3 separate regions of the Mus musculus genome follow, and regions 1 and 3 are each linked to region 2. A link is a loop called in an ENCODE intact Hi-C map of the cell type or tissue named here. Cell type or tissue: left cerebral cortex. All regions are shown on one strand.

Region 1 (8,000 bases), 310 kb before region 2:
GAAGTACCTAGTTTGTGGATAATTGAAGCAAGGGCAGCAACATCATTGTTGAGCGCAGTGCAAGAGGAATAGCAAAACAGCTTCAGAACATACAAAATGTGGCCCTCCGGTTAGCACAGCCAAGAAGGCTGTACCTAGGAGAAACAGAAGCCCAGGACTACATGTCCTGGGGACTTCATGCTATAGGGAGTTTTGCTCTGCTTGTTGCGTTCACAGCTGTCTTCATCTAAGAATTGTATGAAAAACTCTAAAGGGGATTTCCAGTCCCTAACTGGGCAGCATCTCTGGCACTCACAATAATAGTGCTTGATCATTTACAGGCGTTGCTCCTGGAACAGATTAATGATTCAATCACCACCCTTAGAAAGAATTTAGAAATGCAGATTATTTGTAATGACCAACACCCTTAGAAAGAATTTGGAGAAGCAGACTGCTAGTGAGGTTAAGATAGTCTTGTTAGTGGCTCTATTGTAAAAAAATCTTAGAGAACAATTTGAAGTTCAGAACAACGCACTCTTAATTTTTAAACTAGGAATTGTTTTTAAAGGTCAGGGAACAAGGAACAATGACAACCTAATGGCAGTGACTAAAGTAACTCCTTGTTGAAGCAGGACTGGTGATCAAGGTGACAGTTAAGTTCTTGTACCCATTTTTCCTTCAGCTTCCTGCTGTGACTTAATAAAAATTACTGATGAGCAGTCTGCATTCTGAGGATTTAAAGTAGAAATGACTCTTATTGGCCTTTATATAAAGATTTAGATTTCTGATTCCTTTTAACATTTTTATAAGATTACTTTTCAAGATAAATACTAAAATAATTGATTCTTTCTCTGTAACCACAAACTGAGGACTGCCATTAAGGAAAAACAGGCCAAGAAAATGTTTACATTTTGTTAATGAATGACAAATTATGAATGTATTTGGGTTCTTGGGAATATTTTGTTATTGCTGCTTTTATTTTCTTCACTTGTACTACATGTTTCTTCACATGAGGGTATTCCGGAACATGGTTTTCTACACATTCTTATTGTGATACATCGTTTAACGAAAAATAGAATGTAACCACATTGTGATTTCTGTATACCTTAAAAGATTTTGCTAGGATATATAAGCTATGGGAGAAAAAATAAAGTTGTTGGAATCTGCTTGTTGGAGTTTGCTTCATACACCAACTGTGTATATATAAATATGTATATGTGTAAAGTTGGTCAGAGCTTTGCTTTATCCACTCAAAGTTTATGTATTATGTATGTATGTATGTATGTGTATGCATGTGTATTCATGTGTATGTATCATGCTTTATCTACTCTGTGATTATGTGTATGTGTGTGTGTGTGAGAGAGAGAGAGAGAGAGAGAGAGAGAGAGATTTCCTTTATCCCCTTTTCTTTTTCCATTCTTGCAAAACCCCAAGGAATTCAGAGTTCAGAGTATTTTTCACCACTCACAGGGGTGCAGGCCCCATTAGATCACGCTTTATTCCCTCAGAGAAAAGTCTGGTTCTCTTCTCTCTCTCTCTCTCTCTCTCTCTCTCTCTCTCTCTCTCTCTCTCTCTCTCTCTCTCCCTCTCTCTCACCTCTTGCCCTCATGTTCCCCCTCTCTTCCCATTCCCTTCCCCCCTCTTTCCATGTGGTCATGGCAGATCTCTACTTCTCTACTCTCTCCCTCTCTCTGCCTTTATCTCTGCCCCTACTACCCTCTTAACTCTTAACTCCCCTCCCCATGCCCTGAATAAACAAACTCTATTCTATACTAAAAAAAAATAAAAGAGTCTGATGTTCTGATGTTTATAACAGCCTTGAAAACTTTTACATAGTCTGTTCATAGTCTATTTAAAAAAAAAAGCTGTGCAAGAATTGAGAAGGAAGAGCAAAATAAATGTTTCAAAACAAGAAAGTATATGAATGCCTACTGTGACCTCAATAACCACTCTATAGCAGTTTATAGTTTATCGGTTCATGTGTATCTTCCTAATTTGACCTTCACGTCATGTATTTCTACAACCAAAGTGAACTACTTTCTTCCTCAGTACATAGATTTATTTCTACAGCCAAATCAAATTCTAAACAATGACAAGGGAAGACCTGCTTGTCTTCCATGTGAGTAAACATGCCAGGGATGAATAAATGCCAGGAAAAGGTAGACACAAGAAAAATAACTGATGAAGTCTCATTATTGAGCCCTTTCTAACGTAAGTCACAGAGGTAGTTGAATAAAGGCTAGTGTAATTCTTCTGAAAAAGGAGGCAGAAATCTTGTACCCTTTTTTGTCGGCATGGAAATTGAGTCTCAGAAAGTGCAAAGAGGAAAGATTCAGCACTTCAGTAAGAGAGTTTTACTTTAAATCTAAATTAGCAAGAAACCGTGCCAATGACGGCTGTTAAGTCCTCCTTAAGCAAAGGATATTTATTCCCTTTGATCAAACAACATGGCATATGCACTTTCCCAATCACTTTGTAATAATACTATATTACCTTAACATCTGCAATGTAATCTACAAAGGATTAAGAGTCAGAAATAAAAGAAATCATTTCACAAGGCATGGGAGTTCATAAAATATTCAGGGGAAGTAATTTAGGTGCCATGTTAATGGGAAGCGTTTCAAAGTCTGCAAGTTCTATATTGACTGGTGAATATTTCTATACTTTAAAAATTTCCAAAGAGATGACATGTTATTTTTTTTTACTTCTGGTAAAACTGCCGTGAAAACCAATGTTGCTTTTAACAGCAATGGTGTGGTTGACAAAGGCTGCCCTGACTCAATGTTCCTAAGTGTTCTTTCATAAGAAAAGAGGGAAAGTTGTGGGAATTAAGTTGGATGCATGTTTTAATGTTTCACTACAAATGAAAACAGAGGTCCTATTTTCTTTTAATCATCTAAAATAATTTTCCACAAAAACTCAGGACTATATTAACATCTTCAATTTTATGTAAATTAGAAGCTAATAAACATGAAAAGCATTAGTCTTCACTTATATTCTACAATTGAATCAATGCAATTGATTTAAAGTTCAGAAGAATGTCACATTTCAGAAAAGCTTATTGGCTTTTAAGTCTGATTTATCACTGTAAGCAAACACACCAGTTAGACAAAAATTCCCAGAAGAAACAAAAAGGCAAAACATACCATGCTAAAAATGACCTGACATTTCACCTTTCTTTAACCTGGATCCTGACCTATGGAGATAAGTAAGGTATACAAAACGGAATGTAATGCCTTTCACATGTTTGATTTACACCCAGTCACCATTCCTCCATAAATCTTCACACACACACACACACACACACACACACACACACACACACACACACACACACAAACCCTCATGCGTGTGCTAGAACATATTCAATAACTTGCATAAACCAAGCTGAAGTTTCATTTGAGTCTGAAGAGGAATGTTTTGGCATTGTGTTCAAAGGGACTCAGTTAATCACTCTTTCTGCTCCCCCACTGAGAAGGCTGGAGCTCTGCACTTACCTCACAGTAGAGAGAGCCACGTGGTCACATGCTATAAAGTCATCACTTTCCAAGGTCTTCAGATATATGGAGCAAAGGCCAAGAAGCAGCTTTACTGAAGTCTTCAACCTGGAAGTCAGTGGCAGCTAACCATTTATTTGGTTAGAAAGACAATTTGGCTTACTGTCTCATTTCTCAAATAAAGTTCCCAGGAATTAAAACCCACTTTAATTAATGAAAAGGAACTCTGCCTACTTTGATTTATAGTTTGTTTTTTAAGAGATGCTATGGATTTCCTTAAGCAGGTACTGTTTCTGTGGTTTGATCAAGTATCCAGAAATAGCTAGCAATAACGTGTTTTTCCCACTACCTTCAGTCCAGCTTAGTTTTCTAGCTCTGCTCCTTCTCTGTGCCCCTAGCCTGCAGCTACCAAGAACTAAAAGAAAGGATGAGCAAAACTTACTGAATTTTGCCACCTGACTATCTAAAAAAATAGCTCTAATGTCAACAAGTATTGCTTCTACATATTCTATATAATTTAGAACCAGAAATTCAAGAGAGAACATTGAAGAAAGCATATCTCTTTAGAGCAAAAAATTTATCTAGCACATTCATAAGAGCTATATTTATAGATGTGAATATCTATATAGACATGCACTTACACATATTGTGTTCCTCCTCCAACGGATTTTTTTCAAGTTTTTGTTTCATTAATATTGATATTTATTGCTAAAATTTCCTACTTTTATTAATTAAGGTTAATACTTTTAATACTTTAAAGCACAAGCTGTTAAGGCTCCCACAAATTTCTCTAAGGCGAACATAATGAAGGAAAGCAAATAAACCACTCTGTCAAGTAATTCAGACATGGACAGGGACACACACACACACACAGAGACAGAGACAGAGAGACAGAGACAGAGAGAGACAGAGAGACAGAGAGACAGAGAGACAGAGAGAGACAGAGAAAGACAGAGAGACAGAGACAGAGAGAGACAGAGACAGAGAAAGACAGAGAGACAGAGAGACACACAGAGAGAGTTGAGATTCCTTGCAGGCAACTGTTTAAGTCCTGGTATTTGTTACAGCCATGCACAGTCGAGCCATTCAGATTTTTAACTGCACATTGAGTTTTCTTTCATTGCTGGCCAGTTCCCAAAGCCAAGTGGCAGGTGCAGCCTCGGGAATGCCACCTTCTAATAAAAGTATTGTAACATAACACGGAGACAATGGAGTTCTTTTCTGACATTCTTTGCTTTCCTTGACAGATTGCATTCCTAATAAGACAATGTCTCAAAGCTCAAACAGAATTGTATATGTTTTATCATTCAAAGAAAAAAAAATGCTTATGTTAGCTTTGCTTGGGCAATGAACCCCACTGCTGGGTGACAGGAGTTAAGAAAGCAACTGCAGGCAGCTTCGCTTCCCACTCAGTCTGCTCAAGGTTCAAGGAGAAGGGTTCATTCAGCGTTCTCCCAAAGGTGGGTTGTTGAACTCCTTTGGTGCTTCATAAAAGTGACATCTTAATTGCCTTATTACATGGGTTCTGTGGAAATTTCAGAAAGAGAAGATGGTTTCTGAGAGTAAAGAGGATTACAGTGAGTCAGTTCATTCAGTGTTTTGAGTGAGTTCCAAAGCAGAATAGTAAAACTGTACACTAAAGGAATCCAACAGAATGACAACTGGGTTCAACTCTGGGACTGTGGGATCCAAGAATTTGCATTTAATGACCAGACCCTGGTATATCAGGGCTAAACTTCTCTGAAAAACTATACACCGTGTGGTTTTATGAGGCTCCTGTCAGGCTTTAACTTGAAAAAGAAAATAAATGTTCCGCAGGACATAAATGAGGTGGACCAGTTGTCTAAGGAACAGATTTGCTTTTCAGGAAAACTATACTATCATACATATAGAAGAGTCAGTACTATCTGAAAATTCAAAGGCAAGAATTTTATTTTTAGTTAAAACATATGGCTTTTAGGGGTCTGAGAAATGGTTCAATTACCATAAAAGGATACAAACCTGAGTTTAGATACTTGAGCTTCACGTTCATTGAGAGATCTTGTCTCAGCCTTAAGTTGGTGAACTATTGAGGAAGACACTTGACATCAACATCTAGCCTCCAAACCTACAAGCACACGCGCGCACACACACACACACACACACACACACACGGCACACGGCAGACACTGAATATAAAGACTTGAATTATTTCAGTTATATTTGGAAGAAGTCTCTCATTGGGGCTGGCCCAAGGGCATGCATAGCATGTTATCCAGCAATGATTGAATGAAAGGTGTATTTTACATTAATTCAGAAACATCTCAGCTCAGACCATACCCCTCTAAGGCCATTACATTTTCCTGCATTGAACCATTTTAAAACATTGCCCATAGGAACTGAATGGGTTGTATTCATAGTGAAGTATAGCATTATTTCCTCTATAGCTTCTGTGAGCCACAGGCCCATAGTGACACCTTCTTTCTTCAAAGGATAAGACAGAACTTAACCACAAGTTTCAAGGAACTCTTGTAATAACCAATCCTTTAAGCATCTGCCCTGCAGCTGTTTATTATTTCATAATCCTCAGATAAAACTAGCATCAGTGAGGTGACAGAGCACCTGCTATCCTCCCAGACTTTATTGTTGTATAGTTCATTGATCCTTTCATCCCAGCAAAATAATTGGTTTTACATTTTTAGATGAAAAAAAAAATGTGAAGATCAGAGAAGCAAGTAAATAGCCGTAGGTTACTCAAATGGCAGGTGTAGAACCAAGATTTCAATCAGTCAGACACAAAAGCTTCGAGTTTGCACTGTCAGACATTTGCTCTAGGATAGTACATGCATAGTACATTTCTTTGCCTAATTTAATAATTGCCATACCATTATACATAATTTAACCTCTATACCTGTGCTGAGGTAATTTTTTGTTTAATTGAGCTCAATTGCCCTGAATTGAAGTCAGTGTTCAATAAATCAAGGATGGTTTTCAGACTGAATGAAAAAGAAAATTCTGCCAAATTGAACAACCCACTGTAAATCTTTTGGGCACTATGTTTACAACGCATTGATTGAGTCTATGGAGATTGAAGATTCCAGTAACAAGCTGTGATTACCTTGCAAAGAAGGATAAAGACACGTAGAAGATTTCTGTAACTATCAGAAACCTGACATATACAAAGTATTTTTGTACATTTTATATGCAATCTACAAAAAATGTGTACATTTTGTTTAAGCCATTTGATAGATGCTTCATTTTGCCACTCATTTCTCATTGGAATTGTTGTTATTTTATGTATCTATAAACACGTTCTTAAAAATGCACAAATGCAATAGGAATAAACAAGTCAATGACTACAAAGAAATGCAGCTGATCAAAGAATATGTGTACGAAGGAGTAGTGGGATGGGTTCTCTGTGTGTGACATCTGGTAAACCTTAAATCCAGAATATCCTCTCTTTGTTGAGGATTTAAATTTGGAACATAGTGTGATTTTAGCTACTTTTCTTAAACTTCTTGATCTGACAAACTAGGTTCTGTGTCCTATGACAACAGCTTTTCTCAAGAGATTTCTGGTACTTTCTGATTCTGGTTGGACTGGAAATACCACAAAAACAACTTTCCTTATGGTATTTTGGCACTTCGACCATCAGGACCAGATGGTGCACAGAAGTGCAGAGGAAGCCTTGGATATGAATAATGATACATTTTTAAAAATCATTCAGTCTTCTCTAACTTCATTGAATATTAGATAGTGGCTCTTGCCAATTTGTACTCTGCTCTGAACACATCGCCTAGATCCAGCAGTGCATACCTTGATAGCAGTGGATAAAGACTTAGATTAATATACCCTATAGGGTCTGAATTCTTATTACAAACTGGCATTTGCAAATTGTGGTTAATAGGAAAGAGTATAGAAGGTAATAGAGGATGTATTAAATTTGCCAATCAGGCATGGACTATAGGAAGAAATACTTTCCTCAGTTCTTGTGACAATAACTGAGTGACCATGGGTAAGAATATTAATGTAATTGCAAGTGTGTATCAAAGATGCTCTCTGTATATAATATACAGTTAATTCTGAAATGCCAAGAGAGAAATACAACCTAGACATTTACTATGATGCATCATTTTTACACAAAGCGAATTGAACTTTTGTTGGATGTTACTGTTTGTTTTTATTTGTTTGGGGATTGTTTTAATCAACGTTCTGAGGCTGTGAAAAGACACTGTGACCATGGCAACTGTTGAAAAGGAAAGCATTTAATTGGGGGTTGCTTACAGTTTCAGAGATTATGTCCATTGTCAGCATGGAAAACAAACAAACAAACAAAACAAAAACAATAACAAAAACACAAACAAAAACAAATGCAGCAAACAGGCAGACAGGAGGCTTGAGAAGGAGCCAAGAGTTCTATATCCAAATGAGAAAGTAAGCAGAAAGAGAGTCACTGGGCCTGACTTAGACCTTGAAACTAAAAACCCACTCTCAGTGAGCAAACTTACACCCAAAAACTTACAATGTATTCCAATAAGGCCATAT
Region 2 (8,000 bases):
ATTTATTTGATAGCAAGGAGACTGGGGCTGAGAAACATTTAATGATTTCCCGATACACTGATGGAGACTTGAAATAAGATCTTCTAACTCCAAGTTTGGAATATCTGTAATCGAACAAGCCAGAGTGAAGATGTGTTTGTTTTCCTAATAAAAGTCAGCCTTGCAAACGGATTCTCTGCCTTCCTAGGAAATTAAGTTTATTTTTCTAGTATGTCAATACACAGAAACTGAGAGGACGTATATCAGTTTTAATTCAGAGTCTAACATAGACACATTCAATTAAATACGCTTTCTCAGATTATAAGATCCGCCTCTGCTCATCAAAATCACAGCTAGATATATGAAGCTCTATTCCATTTACTATAATGGAAACATCTAAGATTAAATAAGTCCCTGGGTAGATCTTGCGTTTCTTTTTATACTCTGTTTTTTAAAAGGTGTGTCTCCAAGTTATTCCCCCTACGGCAGTTGAAGAATATACATCAAGTTTTTGCTAGCCTTCCTTTGGAACAGAGCAACTGCAGACCAAAAGGCAGGTTTATGTAAGAGGAAATCTCCATGGTTTAATGTGCTTTTGTTTCCTGTCAGTGTGTACCTTCTGTTTTTGTTCACGCATAATCATCTTGTAACCTACACAGAAATGGGAAAAAAAATAACATGGCTAAGAAAATGGATGTTCTAGCAATTACTTATAGGCTGGCTTTCCAATCTTAGTTTAAAGGGCTTTTTCATGAGACCAGAGATTCCAGTAGCTGGGGCCGCAATACACAGAAGGCTGGATATAAAATAATGCCACAGAGGTCCCTGTAAAATCAGTATACTGTCAAGAGATCTTCACCATCACTTGAATGAGGCCCTCTCCCTAGAGAAATGTCTTTCAAAGCACTAAAGCACTTTGCACATACTAAAATTGTTTTATTTCTGTAATGAGCATGTAATTATGTGTCTCTGGGACTTCACTAGACTGAGAATTTGACAGGGTAGACACAAAATCTATTCATCAAAGGCCTGCTACAAGTTGAACATTTTCTACAGATGTTTGTGAGGGGATCTTTGCAGTGTAATGTTTTCAAATCAGAAGGGAATGTATCCCAGAGCTGCAGATGGCAGGACAACAGCCCCACTGACAAAATAATTTCATAGATTAGTAGTATTTTTTTACTTGTGAAAGAGAAGAAAAGCAATCTGTGCACTGCATGCTAGCCATGGATTTTCTTGCCATTGTCCCTACCTTAGAAGGAAGGGTGCATTTCTATGCCTGGCAAAGAAGGCTTATTTGTGAAATCAAACCATCTTTGAGCATCTGGTGAGGGGAAGCATGATGGACTATGTACAACTGAAATAGAAGCGTGAAACCAATATAATACTTTGAGATGCTAAGGTCTAGTTGAGAGACAAACTGCAGATAGTTAAACATCACTTTATGGAAAATTGAAATGAACAGCACTCTCTCGGGAAAATGTGACAGAGGGAGACGAGAAGCCATGGGTATAATGACTGCTATGTTTGCATAAATTAGTTGAGGTTTTGAACAAGTGAAGAATGTGATGTAGGAATAGAAGGGAAGCACAAAGAAGATCAAAGAAAGACTATTTTAATGCAGATTAGTTGAAGACTGATTCAAATTGAGTAGAGAAGGGAGAGTGTGGAACAATCTTTCAAAGACATACTGGAGGTGTTCATCATACCAGATGATGCTCTGCACACTGCTGAGGGAGAGGGGTAATAGGTAAGTCCTACCAGCTATAATTTCATGTCAGCCACCAAAAACGCCTGCATTGGCAAGATATCACTCATCAATGGTGCAATCGGACTTAAGGCCTGCTCAATAGGAAGGAATTAATGTCTGGTACTGTAAACCTGGAGATGCTGGAGAGATCATAAACCAGGAAGAAGAATTTAGTACTGCCATTTTCCAAAACGTATATGCTTCCCAAGCATATTATAAATACTTATCTTTACAGGTTACTGTAGCTCTTACCCTTCAACAAAGCAGCTTCTTTTGCAGCCGATGAAGACTGTTATAGAGGTCGGTAACTTGTCAAAATACAGAGAATAAGGGAAGGCAGGTGTCCAGTCACAACCGAAACACCTGCAGTGCAACATCTACACTCAAACAGCTCCAAGAGTATTATGGAAATTTAGTCAGAAAAGTTGGAAGATCAAGAATCTCGGGAGGCCTGATGTTAGATAGTAATCCTTAAGCATAACAGGACAAATGTACCCGTGAAAACTCATAATGTGATTGCTTGGACAAAATCTATGTAATGCCAGTGCCGGTTGACACGCCTGTGTGGACAACGAAAATTTCACATAGTCCCAAACTTACAAGTGGCTGATGAGAGGAGAATCAGGCTTTTCCAACCACCAGGTGTCTTATGGGATATTCAATCCCAGATAGGTAATGATAGGTAGACCTTAAGGCATAGATATAGAAGTTATGCTAAATGGACACATTGATCTCTCTCTGTCTCTCCATCTCTCTCTCTGTCTGTCTCTCTGTCTGTGTCTCTGTCTCTCTCTGTCTCTCTGTCTCTCTGTCTCTCTGTCTCTCTGTCTCTCTGTCTCTCTGTCTCTCTGTCTCTCTGTCTCTCTGTCTCTCTCTCTCCGTGTGTGTGTGTGTGTGTGTGTGTGTGTGTGTGTGTGTGTGTAACAATGATTAATGAGACCACTGATTTAGAGGGAGGAACATGAGGTTAATTTGAGGCATAGATGGTGCAAGTGATGTAGGTAACAATGCTCATGTTTGAAGCTCTCCAAAAAAAGAGAGAAAGAAAGAAAGAAAGAAAGAAAGAAAGAAAGAAAGAAAGAAAGAGAGAGGGGGGAGGGAGGGAGGGAGGGAGGGAGGGAGGGAGGGAGGGAGGGAGGGAAGGAGGGAGGGAGGGAGGGATAAAGGACCTAGGCCATTCCTTGAAGATGCTTTTTTTTTCTACTGTATGCTTTGTAGGAGTGTGGGTTTATTTCAGGGTCTTCGATTCTATTTCATTGATCAACCTGTCTGTATTTATACCAATACCATGAAGGTTTTGTCTTGTCTTTTCTTTCTTTTCTTTTCTTTTCTTTTCTTTTCTTTTCTTTTCTTTTCTTTTCTTTTTCTTTTTTTAATCACTATTGCTCTTCAGTACAGCTTGCAGTCAGGGAAAGTGATTCCTTCAAAAATAACTTTTTTATTGTTCAGAAATGTTCTGGCTATCTTGTTTTTGTTTTTTTGTTTTTCAAATACAAGACTTTTGTTCTGTCTGACCTCACTTCCATGCATTCCTTAAGTTGACTCTTCAGTCAGACTTACGACTTATCACATTGCTTCTCTACATACACTTCCAGTAGTATTTTCTTACATTTATAAAAATCATGATAATAATAATAACAACAACACCCATAGCTTTTTAGAAAGGAGGATATGCTCATTGCACTACTTTATTATACTTTTGAATCATCATTACTGGAAAATGAAATTATATTTATTAATAACCACCCCCTCTTCCTTTTCTGGATTAATTCTGTTTCCAGTAGCATGAATCACAATGTCAAGCCTGTTTAGGGTTTCATCTTGTTGGTTAACCAATATATGTTTGTAAGAATGAGCTTAATATACTGTCTTCTCAGAAGAAGGATATAGAGGATGATAGGTTCTGGGGACACATATGCATAACTGCACAGAAGAATGGATATTTAAAGAACGGTGGAAATGCATATGTCCTAAATTGTGAGCTTTGCTGATTCAAGAACCAAAGGAGCTATTGCTATGCTCTGCTGCCACCTTGGCAAATCAGAAGGATTTACAACGGAATTCTTCAAGCTGAAGTCTGAGGCAGCTCCAGAGGCCTCTCAGGACTGCTGGGCTCAGATGGGCATTTGCAGTTTCTGCCATTCACATCGGGTTGGGTATATTGGGTCCGGAGGAGGCACCGATTCGGTGGTAAAGCGCGGTTTGCTCTCCCTTTTAAAATAACCCCTTTCAGCAATGCCTATTCCACTGTCTAACAGCTTCCTACTGAAGAATAGAGCCTGAGAAAAACAGTTGTACGTTTGTGCTCAGATCACAGTGTCTGGGCTCATTTGACAGAGAAAGCTACAGCAGAAGAGAACAGTTTTCTCAGGCCTGAGTTTCTTTTCTGGGTCAACAAGACGGGTTCTCTGCTTATTCAATTAACTTTCTGGAAGTTCTGAATGTATAGGCAAAGCTGTTCACTAAACCCAAGCCGGAATTTGTTCATTATATAATTAACCTGTTCCAAGGGAGCTGAGGAGACATTGTTAGTCAAATCGCCCTTAAAACTAACCTGATATATATCAAGCCCTGCTCCCCTATTTTTAATTTTTGCATTTGTATTCTTTTTTCCCCCTCTCTATGTTTATTCCACTCATGCCTTTCTCTTTAGGCTCGTTTACCCAATCACATACCAACTTCGTTCTTGTCTCTTTTCCACCCGGTCTTCAGGTGTTTTACTCTTTCTTATTTAACTGATGTCATTTAGTTGACACCAGCTTCTGATGGGTAGGAGGGAGGCCACTCTCCTTGCGGTTTCATTTAAATTTGGCAGGAGTGGGTGGGTCCCCTTCTCCATTCCTCTCGCACTGCACTTGAAACTCTGTTAAGAGTTAGAGCTTGATCAGAGATTTCTAAGTCTTCAAAGCGCAGCTGGGCAAGGAAATTATATGAGAGGCGGGGGACACAGAAGTAAAGGAATAAAAGCCAACTTTGCTGGCAACTTCAATAAATCCGGTAACTGGAGGTTAAAAAAAAAATAGATTGTGAGGGCTGGGTCTGGTCCGGATGAAACGTTAGGTTCCTTCCCATCTCCGAGTCTCTCTCGGAAAGCGCGCCACTGGCACCTTGCCACCCAAGTGCCCCTAGACAGCCACACGCCCACTGGAACTGCACGTGAACAAAGCTTTTGCCCGGAAAGCCAGCGTCTGTGGTTTCTCAGCGCAATCTAGCTTCTATCCGGAGTGTAGGGTGAACACAGGGTTAAGCCAGTTCCCTCCTCGATGGGAGGGAAAGGAGTGGGAGGTGAGCAAAGCTTTCTGTCTTGCCGGGTACCTTGCAGTTAGTTGTACATTTGAAAGCAGTCGCCATCACTTGTGAGTTTGGCGTCATCCATTGTCACCACCAAGGAATGTGCGCTGGGAGATAACACCAAGGGCAGTGCTTCTCAAACACGCAGAGAGCTCTTTCTCTCTCTGCTTCCAGGTGCGCTCTTATCTGGTCCTCTGTCCCAAGTTTCCAGAACGTGGAGGCAGCAGCGCAGAACCGGTCACCGCGTCCACTGAACCTCAGGACCAGACTGGCAGTTCTCAACGATGGGCAGGAGGGACCTCGGCGGCGACCCCTAAAACAATACCATGCCCGGGGAGTCCCTCTACTGCCGCTCTAGCTTCTTCCCTTTCCACCTCCCGGACCCGGTTGGATTCGGATGAGCTAAGGAGACAAGGCTGCCAGGTAAAAGGATTGCTGTGCCAGGTGAAATTTCTAGTGACTGCCCTAGCTTTCTTTACATGGCCACCACATTATTTGGACCCCCACTCCCTTTTGAACAAGTGGTGGGTGGTCACTAGGTGGGTGTTCTATGTTTTGTCTTTTTATCCGCAAAGAAAATGGGATTCTTTTTCTATCTACCCCGACTACTTGGGGACCCGGTGTGTATGTGTGTGTGTGTGTGGGGGGGGGGGGGGCTGCGCCTTCTACATTCAAGTCGATTCCAAGTCCTCTAGGGAGTTTTGTAACCGAGTTGTGGGTAAAATCGCTCATTTGCTACCTGCCAAAAGCATCGATCCTAAATGGAGTTTTCCAAATCCCCTAAGCTTAGAACAGCCTTTCATTTCCTTAGAATGCTTCTCTTAAGTCCGGTAAGTAACAACCCTCCATACCCATCTGGGTTGAATGCAAGAAGTGTTATTATCAAGCCTCAGTATCTCAAGCCCCTACCTGCCCTATGCCCGAAATCCGGGATCAATTCCCCACTAAATTGGGGATGCTAGTTCGTTTTCTTTCCAATCGCTCGTGATTTTTACAAGCCAAGGACCTTTCCTGCCCTGCTGTTGCACCAGAACTGGTAGTTCCATAGCTGGTGTAATTGTGCTTTCCTTACTGGTCAGGGATGGAAAAGTCCCCAGGAGATCCCGATACTGGGGAGTCCACTTTCCCTGCGTCCAGTGCCTGGGCTGCGGAGATAGGTCCTTCTATGCCCTCAGGCGCTGAATGCAGATACCCAGAGTAGTAAGGGGGACGGACCTATCCAGCTGCCCTAGAGCCTCCACTAGACTCTGGCCTCCTGGAAAAAGCCCTCCTCTGAGCTGAACAGCCCAGGGCTCTTACTGGAGTTTTGAGAGCTAGTGTGGTCACTTTTTCTTGTAATCTCTTCCATGATTAAGAAGCCCAGCTAGCTAAGTCTGTCTTGGAAGGGCTGGTCCCACACTTGCTATTTGGATAAATCATGTGGCCTGCCAGGCGCCTTGGGCGACCAGGGGCAGTTGTTCCTGAAGGCTATCAACATCACCACTCTTATCTTGGCACTTTACTTCGGAAGCTTCCAAGATGACTCTCACTATCTGTTCTCAAATTAAAGTCTCCATTGGAGCTCCATTCTCTCCTGGTTATTTGTAGGTTACACTTTGAGTTTGGAGAAAAGACAGACGAGGGTATGTCTATGTGTTTTCTAGCCTCCTTTGTATATATAAAGCACGGGGAAGGGTGGCAAGCTCTCTTGAACCCCAGTGGTGTGTGCCAATGTGAGAGAATGCCCGAGTCGCGGCGGGTTTGGGTGGATCCCTGTGTGGCTTGGGAGACAAATCGGGCGTTTCTCCAAGTCGCCTTACCAGGGTTTAAGAGCTCAAATCCATGAAGGTAGCAGACACAACAGCACTGCAAGGAAATAAAAACAATTGGGGAAGTGCTGCCAAGTGACTCAGACTTTGAACTGAGGACAAGGAGTGCGGTCTCGCTCGGGGGTTCCTCCGGAAACCATCTCCAGCGCGTTATAGCCAACGCCCCTGCCAAAGTTCTCAGCCCCCGGAGCAGAGGACATCTCTAGGGAGTTGGTCCAGGCCAGCTTTCAAGTTGTAAATCGCTTTTCCCGGGGCCCTACCCACGGTGCGCCTCTACAGCCTAACGCTAGGCGACGGCTTGCTCCCCCTCCCCCTTCTGTTAGTATTCCGCCGGTCTCCAGACTAGTTAAAACAGGACCACAACTTGCTGGAGACACGGGGACAGCAATGAATGGGGGAGCAAACCAGGCCACCATCCCCTTGCCAAAAGGGGGTGGGGGTGGATCAAATAAAGAGTCATGTCTCCCATTTCTTAGATTACCCTTTAACCTTTGCAAAGAGACTCGCAAGTGAGAAAGCTGTATCAATTGGACGTCCTAACTGTAGAGCTGGTTAGTCTTTGAAGCGGTCATTGTCAGTTGTCTATTGTAATTTATGGAGACAACTCATCTACGGAACATCTCTCTTTCCAGGAGCAGGCAGGGTAATGGGGGAAAGTAGATGTGTCTAAATATGATGCCACACTCTAATTTCTACAGTTAAAGTTTATGGAAGAAAGCTTGCTGAGTGGACCTTTGATAGACTGGGGGTGCAGCACATCCCCAATGTTGCCGGCGAGTGAAATAACGCCATTTTGGTTTGAGAGACTTGCTATATTTTTACCCTCTCATGTTACGTTTCGATCATTTCTGAGTCTAATAGCTCCTCTGGTGTAGACATACATCCAGAGGACTAGAGAAAGGATTTTTCATCTTTCAGAGAAGCTCCGGGTGTGTAGGGAGGACGCTTGAGGAAGCTTAGAGAGAGGGAGAGGAGCAGCGCTGGGTCAAGTTGGCATCCCTGGCAAAGCGGGGTGCACTTAACTCTCTCCAGGGAGGACAGGGTTAAAAGCCCCATCTGACTTCTCTTGGAAAGCTTAGAGTTGCTGCGGCTCCTCCCAAGCATTCTTTAAACCAGAGAAGTGGGAGGGACTCCGCAAGGGTGGGAGGGGAGGAGGGGAGCTGAGAAAGAGG
Region 3 (8,000 bases), 940 kb before region 2:
GAGCGGGTGTGTGTGTAATCCTGAATGTGTGTGTTTCTGTGTGTGTGAGTATAATGAGCAGGGATTATGAGTGCAGTATATGCATATTTGCAGTATGTTAATATGGTGTGCATTTAGGGGCAATGCAGACGTCAGATGAAAACTGCTCTATTGCTCTTTACCTTATGGCATTGACTCAGAGACTCTCACTGAATCTGAAGCAGGTCTTGTTAGCAGAAAATCCCAGGAAGAGCTTTTCACAGATTATCAGGCTTTCTCAAGGACCTGCTGGTTCCCAGGGTTCCTGTAGGTGCTGGGAGCTGGTCTTAGGTTCTCGTGCTTGTGCAGCTAGCACTGTATATAAAGAGCCATCTCTCCACCCCATGTCAATTTAATTTTTTAATTTCCATGGGAAAGAGCTTTCTAATAGTACTTTGTCTCATTTGCTGATGACCTCTACCTCCATCTGTTTTATTGCAAATGATAGCATTCTATTCCTGTGATTTTACAATGTTCCTTTGAGCATACATGCTATAGTTTCTTTATATGGTCATCTATCTCTAGGTACCAAAGTTGATTTCTTACTTAACCATTGGTGGCCAGTGCCACAATAAGAAGAAATAGGCAGGGAGACTGTGTTATGACAGCTTAATATGCTGTCTTTTTGAAATGTGACAGTTGGATCTTATGGGGAGCCTAAATAAAGAGCCTATAGACACTCTAACTTACAGAGATAGAGTTTCATAATTTTGTCTCATATTTTGTTAAGGTCTGAGGAGAATGAGGTTTTTTTTTTTTCTTATTTCATTTTTTGTTAGCAGATCACATTTTTCATTTTAAATAGTATTTTTTAAGATAGTGATTTTATGTTAGTGAAATTGGTCTAATTTATTTAGCTGCTTCTGTATTTGAATTTTGCTCTTTTAAATATAACAGTTGGCATTCTTTTATCCATTATCTAGGTTGCCTCTTTACTCTGTTACCGTTTTCTTCAATGGTTAGAAGTTTTCCGGATGTAGTGTTATCCACATCTTGTATAATTTCCAGTTTTGGAATAATTTGAAACTGCCTGAAGAGTTGTGTTTCTTAGAAATGCATGCAACTCACAGGCCATATGAAACCCAAGAAGAAAGAAGCCCATACCAAAGTGTGGAAAATACAGTCCTACTCAGAAGGAGAAAGAAAATAATATTGGGAAGTAGAGGGAGAGAGAGATCTGGGAGGGATAGAGGAAAGGAGGGAAAAGGGGGAGCAGTTCAGATATGGGAGGACATAGGGGAGAAGTACATGGATTCAGGAATTTGAAAGGAGTTATGTAACAGTGAGGGAGGGGGAACTGGGAGTATCCACTAGAGAGTCCCAGATGCCAGGAACCCAAGAGGTTCCAATGATCCAATAGGGAGGATAATAGCTGAAATACCCAACAAAAGGGATATAGAACCTGTAGAGACCATATCCAGTGGATAGGCACAGCCCCCAGTTGAGGGAAGGGGCCGCCTACCCACCTCAAATATAAGAATCCGGAATTTCTCATGTCAAATGGAAAAGCAGGGACAAAGAGTAGAGCAGAGACTTAAGGAAAGGCCATCCAGAGACTGTCCTACCAAGGGATCCATCCCATCTGCTGAGACCAAACCCAGATACTATTGCTGATTCCAAGAAGTGCTTGCTGACAGGAGCCTGATATAGCTGATCCCTGAGAGGCTCCCCTAGAGTCTAATTGATACCGATGTGGATAGAAGCAATCATATATCAGACTGAGCATGGGGATCTACAATGGAGAAGTTAGGGCAAGGATTGAAGGAGCTGAAAGGGTTTGCAACACTGTAGGAAGAACAACAACATCAACCAAACAGACTCCTCCTCCGCACCCAAAAGGTCCCAGGAACTAAACCACCAATTAAAGAGTAAATATGGAGGGACTCATACCTCCAGCTATATATGTAGCAGAGAGTCTTATAGGGCATCACTGGGTAGGGAGACCCTTGGTCTTCTTGAGGCTTGATGACCAGGGTAGGGGAATGCTAGGGAGCTGAGACAGGAGTGGGTAGGCAGATAGGGGAGCACCCTCATAGAGGTAGGGGGAGGAAGGATGGAATAGGGTATTTGTGGAGGGGAAACTGGAAAGAGGGGATAACATTTGAAATGTAAATAAATAAAGTAACCAATTAAAAAGAAAATAAATATCCTAATCAACATCCATGAAATGTGAACAACATGGTAACTCAGATACAAGGGTGGCATTAATTGACATGTAATGTGAGAGAGGAATGCTCAGGACACCTCAACTCTAGACAAAGAACTACAAGCTGCTAAGGAATGCTTAGAGAAGAGAACTTTCCCAGGAAGAACACACCAAGCAGACATCAAGTACCAAATGGACAGCCTTGGAAACACATACATCAGTGACATACAGAATGCATAGGTCTTAGTTAAATATTACAAGTACATACATACATACATACATACATACATACATACATACATGCATACATGCACCTAAAGGAAAATAGGTCGTGGCATGAGTGGGTTTTGAAGAAGTAAAGGGGAATGATATAATTATATTCTAATATCAAAAAAATCCTATGAGAATGCCTAAAAGTATATCATCAATGGTTTCTTTCCCTAATAAAGTAATATAGAATTTATGCCAAGATTTTTGGTTAATTGTGTTAATTTTTGTGCTAGGTGAATGGTAGATGTCATGTGTCAGTTTTCTGCATGTGCTTAACTAGTTTGGACTTATCAGAGAGCCTTCCCTTTGTTGTCTGTATACTTTTGGGATTTATCTTGAACATTGGTAGCTGTTTTGTTCTGGAAACTGTGTTCTGTTCCATTGGTCTGTGACACTTGCTTAAGACTTCCAGATCACCCCTTTGTTTGTGGAATGCTATAGCATTTCACTCACTTACAAATTATGTTACTTTCTGTATACAATGAAGGGTTTCATTATGACATTCAAATTAGATGATTGCAGAGTATACAAAAATCAACTTAAAATAAGTTCCAAGAGCTAAAATGTAAACAAACAAACAAACAAAAACCCGAAACAAAAGAACTCTAGGTGAAATTTCATTGGAAGCTGTTTCACGAAGGTGTTGTGAAATGTGTTGTTCCAAAGAGGAATAAGCATAACTCTGAGTCTAGGGGTAAAACATAACTTATAATCTTGAAATTTAGTAAATTTCTATAATTTATTCATGAAAGTTTCTGTATTTCTTTCTTTTAAATTTTTGTGCATAAAATTTCATTTGTTTGCATCAAGACCATTATATTACCTTATTATTAAATCATATTATTTGGTGAATTTCCTAAGCTTATTTACATTAACTCTCCTATTAATTACTTGTGCATGTTGAGAAACTAAAATACCAAATCCTGATCTATGTGCAGAAATGAATCAGAGAGCAGAACAAATGTGTCTGAATAAACTTCACTTCATAACTAGAGCTAGAGACAAGAAACAAGACGTTGAAATTGAATAAGATTAGGGCAGATGACTATGTTCAATGGAGAAAACCCCGAGACCTCCCTCCTTACGTCATACTATATGCTCAAGATTGCATTTGCTTTGGCTAATCCATTTTTAGAGCATTTCAGTCTTAAGTATATATTATACCAATTTATTTTCTGATAGATTTATTCTGGTTCAGATTTTATAACAAAGTCTTACTCAATTGTAAATATTGACTATGGACAAGGTACTCAATAAATTTTTTTTCTATTTTATACTAGTTCTCAATAGATGTTTTTTCTATTTTTTATTAGTTCATATAATGACATACCTATAATGTTCTATTTTTTAATTAAGCAGAATAATGAACAAAATTAAATAAAGCACTTTGGTTATATTTGTACTATATACAAGTTAATTATCCCTTCTGGATGATTTACATCAAAATTTATAATAATATTTTTTAGTATTTAATTTAGTGTGGTTTATTCTGGGGGGTTCTTATTTTGGTCATGCAATTACTTATATAAATGCTCAATATAATATGAAGTATTTTCAGTGTCATGTTTAGATTCCTAAAAGTCTGACAACTTGATCAACTATGGCTATGGATTTTACCCAGTGAAGTGAATTCCCATGACTGCATTATTTCTAAAGTTGTCATATTGATGCTAGGAATGGCTCTGCCAAAACCAGAGTCACACAAAATTTTTGTTCATATAGAGAACTCATGAACCCACAGCAATTACAGGAGCATTAACAAGACCTATTCAAGCTCAAGCAATAGTGATATCTCAGTAGGGTATAGGTAGTGCTTTGGGCATGGAATCCTACCAATAGCTCAGTAGTTATTAGAAAATGGAAGACTTTAGGATAGACAGCTTTCTTTAATAGTGTGACATTGGTAAGTCTCTAAACTTCAGGGCAGGGCACACTCCCAATAATTGTTAGACAACAAAAATTGGATTCCATGTAAAGAAGAAAAGGGAGGAAAAGAGGAGGCATTCAATAGGGAGCAGGAAATTTTACTGTTAAAATAAAATGTTGGCTATTTGTATTTTGTATTCTACTTTTAAAGAAACGGTAAGGTACAAAATTATCTTTACATTCCTCTAATATATATATATATATATATCATGTCCCTTCATAAAAAAATTTAGCAAAGTCATTTAAGGTGGAAAAAAGGATGGTTCAGAAAAAAATAGAAAATTCTGAAATATTCGACATCTTGAGTTCCATCTTTGGTATCCATATGGTTGAGAAAAGTGACTCATGAAATCTTTCCTTGAAATACCATGTGAATCATAGCGTGCACTAGTACAAGCCTACACACATGTGCACACATATGGAGGAGGAGTGGAGGAGTGGAGAGAGAGATGATTTCAATCTAAATAAGAAACATACCTTATTTAAAAAAAAATGCCATGAATTATCTTTTAGACAGTTAAAATGTTAAGTTAATGAAGTCATTTAAAACCCAACCAATGGACAAAAGAGGCTGACCCCTGTGGTTGAATTAAGGAAAATCTGGAAGAAGCTGAGGACAACATAGTAGGAGGACCAGCAGTCTCAATTAACCTGGACCCTCGAAATCTCTCAAACACTGGACCACCAAACAGACAACATATACCAGCTGATATGAGGCCCCCAACACATAAACAGCTGAACTTCTGGGTATGGGTTTAGTCAGAGATGATGCACCCAACCCTCAAGAGACTGGAGGCTCCAGGGAGTTTAGCAGTCTGTTGGGGTGAGGGTGGGGGGTTGGTACATCCTTGTGGAGACAGGGGGTGGGGAGGATGTATGAGATTTGGAACAGTTTGAGGATGGACTGGGAGGGGAATAAAATCTGGTGTATAAATAAATAAATAAATAAATAAATAAATAAATAAATAAATAAATAAATCTAATTTATCAGTAAAAATACAAAAACACACACTGGAAGGGATGTCAAACCAAGAGCTCCAGTGGGGTAACGAATCCAGTAAACACTCTCTGAAGTCACCCCACCTTGCTAATTGATGGCAGAGATCATAAACAACACAATCACCTCCAATCCTCTTACTGAAATTTCATCAACCAAAGAAGACTAAACTAAAAATCTAATACGGTATACCAATGCCAAAGCAACTCAATTCTAGAATTTGTCTACACTTTGAACATATTCTTAACTTGTAAAATTGCTTCCTGTGACTTTAAAGCATCTACATAGTCTACTTTACTCTCTGCAACTAAACACATTTAAGAGACATTTTTGAGCTTTATATTATTGTGGTTTCCATGGACAGGTGCCTCTCAATAAGTTTGTAGTCTTTTTCTCCTCTTAATCTACTCTTTTCTAATCTCTCAAAGAACATTAATATAAAGCTTCAGAAGAAAAGTTAAAGAGGCAGGTGGATCTCTGAGTTCAAGGCCAGCCTGGTCTACAAAGTGAGTTCCAGGACAGCCAGGGCTACACAGAGAAACCCTGTCTCAACCCCCCTCCCCCCCAAAAAAAGAAGAAAAGTTAAAAATTTTAGGAAAGTTATACAATTACTTAAATAATCAAATTAAAGTTACTTATATAGGACAAAACTTATACATTTTATTTATTTATCTTGTCAGCCAAGGAAAAGTATGGGGAAGGAATACTTAATAAGTTTATAATTTGAGTACATGATTAAAATATACACATCTTTATAATCAGCACTATTCTAAAAATATGAAATTTCAGAAATTTTCTATTCCTCTGTCTCTGGTTGACCCTAGCTATATTTGTTTTATCCCTGGAGAGTGACTGTACTAATTAAGTTTCCTGTGAACAGATTTTGTCTATCTTCAGGTACCTAGGGATACAATCACACAGCAATGTACTGTTTTAGAGGCTAGGTTTCAGAAGCATGCCCTCGAATTTATACATGTAACTTAGGTATTTAGTATTGCTGAATTCCACAGAATTGCCACTTGTTTGAACACCCAGAAGATAGGGGCTTTTTGTGCCAATGTCCTCCTAGGAACAGAGGACTGAACTGTAAAACTGTCACTAACTCCTTTGGAGGAGACACCTGCCAATGTTGAGGCTCCTACCATAGAGACTCTGAACACCCTGCCTCTATCTTCCCTGTTGAACAAGCTGGAAGATTCTGTGAGACCGATCATAATGAGTGTGGTTCTTGATCTTACCATAATGTTGCTGTGCAGTAGGCTGTAACTAATGGTTATTTCTGCTTCAGTGTGCCTGGATACCAAGACAAGCATTGCAAATTGGAAGTGAATTAATGTGTTTCTGATCCCTGCATGAATGAGGCAGTATGCCTTAATAAGATAGGAAGAAACATATGTGTCTGTCCGCAAGAGTATTCTAGTGGAAACTGTTAGTTGGATATTGATGAACGTGTGTTCCAGCTGTGTCTACATGGTGCCATGTGTCAGTATGTTTGGGGAGATTACACTTTGACTATGCACATGAATTCACTGAAGACCACCGTGACTCAACTTTGATGAATGTACCAGTCAGATACATCTCCATGCAGGTCTTTGTATGGATGGAGGAGACAACTACTACTGTGCCTGCATGGGGAGTGGGTTCACAGGGATACAGTGTGAGACATTGATGGTTCATTGTTAGTCAAGGCCTTGTCACAATGATGCAACATGTGAAGACACTGTTGATAGCTATATTTGTCATTGCTGGCCAGGAATTGCAAGTGCCCTGTGTGAGACAGACATAAATGAATGCCGAATCATTCCCTTTCCAATTTGCGGTGGTCGGGAGGTGGAATTATGCTGAGCTGTCCTCAGAGGATCATGAGGGCCACATGGCAGGCTTGCCTTCTTCAACTACTTTGGTGTATCAGGCTATATTTGTATCTGTCACCTGGATTCAAAAACAGGAGCCTAGCATAATTGTCCTCTGAGAGGCTTCACCCAGCAGCTGACCTAAACAGATGCAGAGACCACAAACATTAGCCAGAGCTCTGAAAGTCTTGTGAAAGAGCTGGGGAAAATAACTGAGGAACCTGAAAAGGATAAAGACTACAAAAGAAGACCAACAGAGTTAACTAACCCATACCCTTGGGGGGTTCTCAGAGACTTATCCACCAATCAAATACTGAACCACCACCAAAATAGGGCTGTATCTAAGCTCTCTACACAAATGAAGGCACAGCTTGGTCTTCATGCGTGTTCCTTAACAACTGGAGCAGGGCTTACCCTGATTCTGTTGCCTGCCTGTGAATCCTGTTCCCCGAATTGGTCTGCCTTGTTTGGCTTCAGTAAGAGAGAACCATGCCTAGTCCTTCTGTGACTTGAAGCAACAGGATGTGTTGGAACCCAGGGAGGGCCTCCACCTTTTCAAATGTAAGGGGTAGAAGTGGGGAGATGCACAGTTTACATAGAGGGACTGGGAGGAGAAAGAGGCTGTGATCAGGTTATCAAGGGAATAAATAATAGGAAAAGATAAGTAGCAGTAAGAAAATAAATTATAATTTGTGTTTTATAATTTACATGAATTCAAGATATAAAGTGTTCTACATATATATTTGTATAGATAAAATACTTATTTTCAGTTTTTATTTAACTTGATCAT

What was found. Hi-C counts contacts between places; a loop is a spot of excess contacts. Peaks named below come from ENCODE experiments on the same cell type or tissue, not always from the same donor. Only the 100,000 strongest peaks of a DNase experiment are listed, where the experiment ranks them.
Region 1: it touches region 2 in a loop (2.6-fold over the local background); 4 of 42 quality-filtered maps call a loop at or near these places.
Region 3: it touches region 2 in a loop (4-fold over the local background); 2 of 42 quality-filtered maps call a loop at or near these places.

The regions. Positions count from the first base shown.
Region 1 is chr12:95,381,293-95,389,292 of GRCm38, forward strand. No RefSeq gene overlaps it. Among named protein-coding and RNA genes, the nearest start is that of Gm26055, 6.3 kb to the left of the region's middle. In left cerebral cortex, no CTCF peak of the experiment used is centred here; DNase peaks (open chromatin) are centred at 3,452, 4,939, 5,961 and 7,083.
Region 2 is chr12:95,687,173-95,695,172 of GRCm38, forward strand. It overlaps Flrt2 (fibronectin leucine rich transmembrane protein 2), which reads left to right and starts at 5,054. Exons shown (of 2, transcript NM_201518.4): 1 at 5,054-5,443. In left cerebral cortex, CTCF peaks have their summits at 3,759 and 7,118; DNase peaks (open chromatin) are centred at 493, 1,277, 3,771, 5,023 and 5 more places; H3K4me3 peaks cover 4,111 bases; H3K27ac peaks cover 4,212 bases.
Region 3 is chr12:94,751,207-94,759,206 of GRCm38, forward strand. It overlaps the pseudogene Gm18504. Among named protein-coding and RNA genes, the nearest start is that of Gm26055, 620 kb to the right of the region's middle. In left cerebral cortex, no CTCF peak of the experiment used is centred here; DNase peaks (open chromatin) are centred at 176 and 4,756.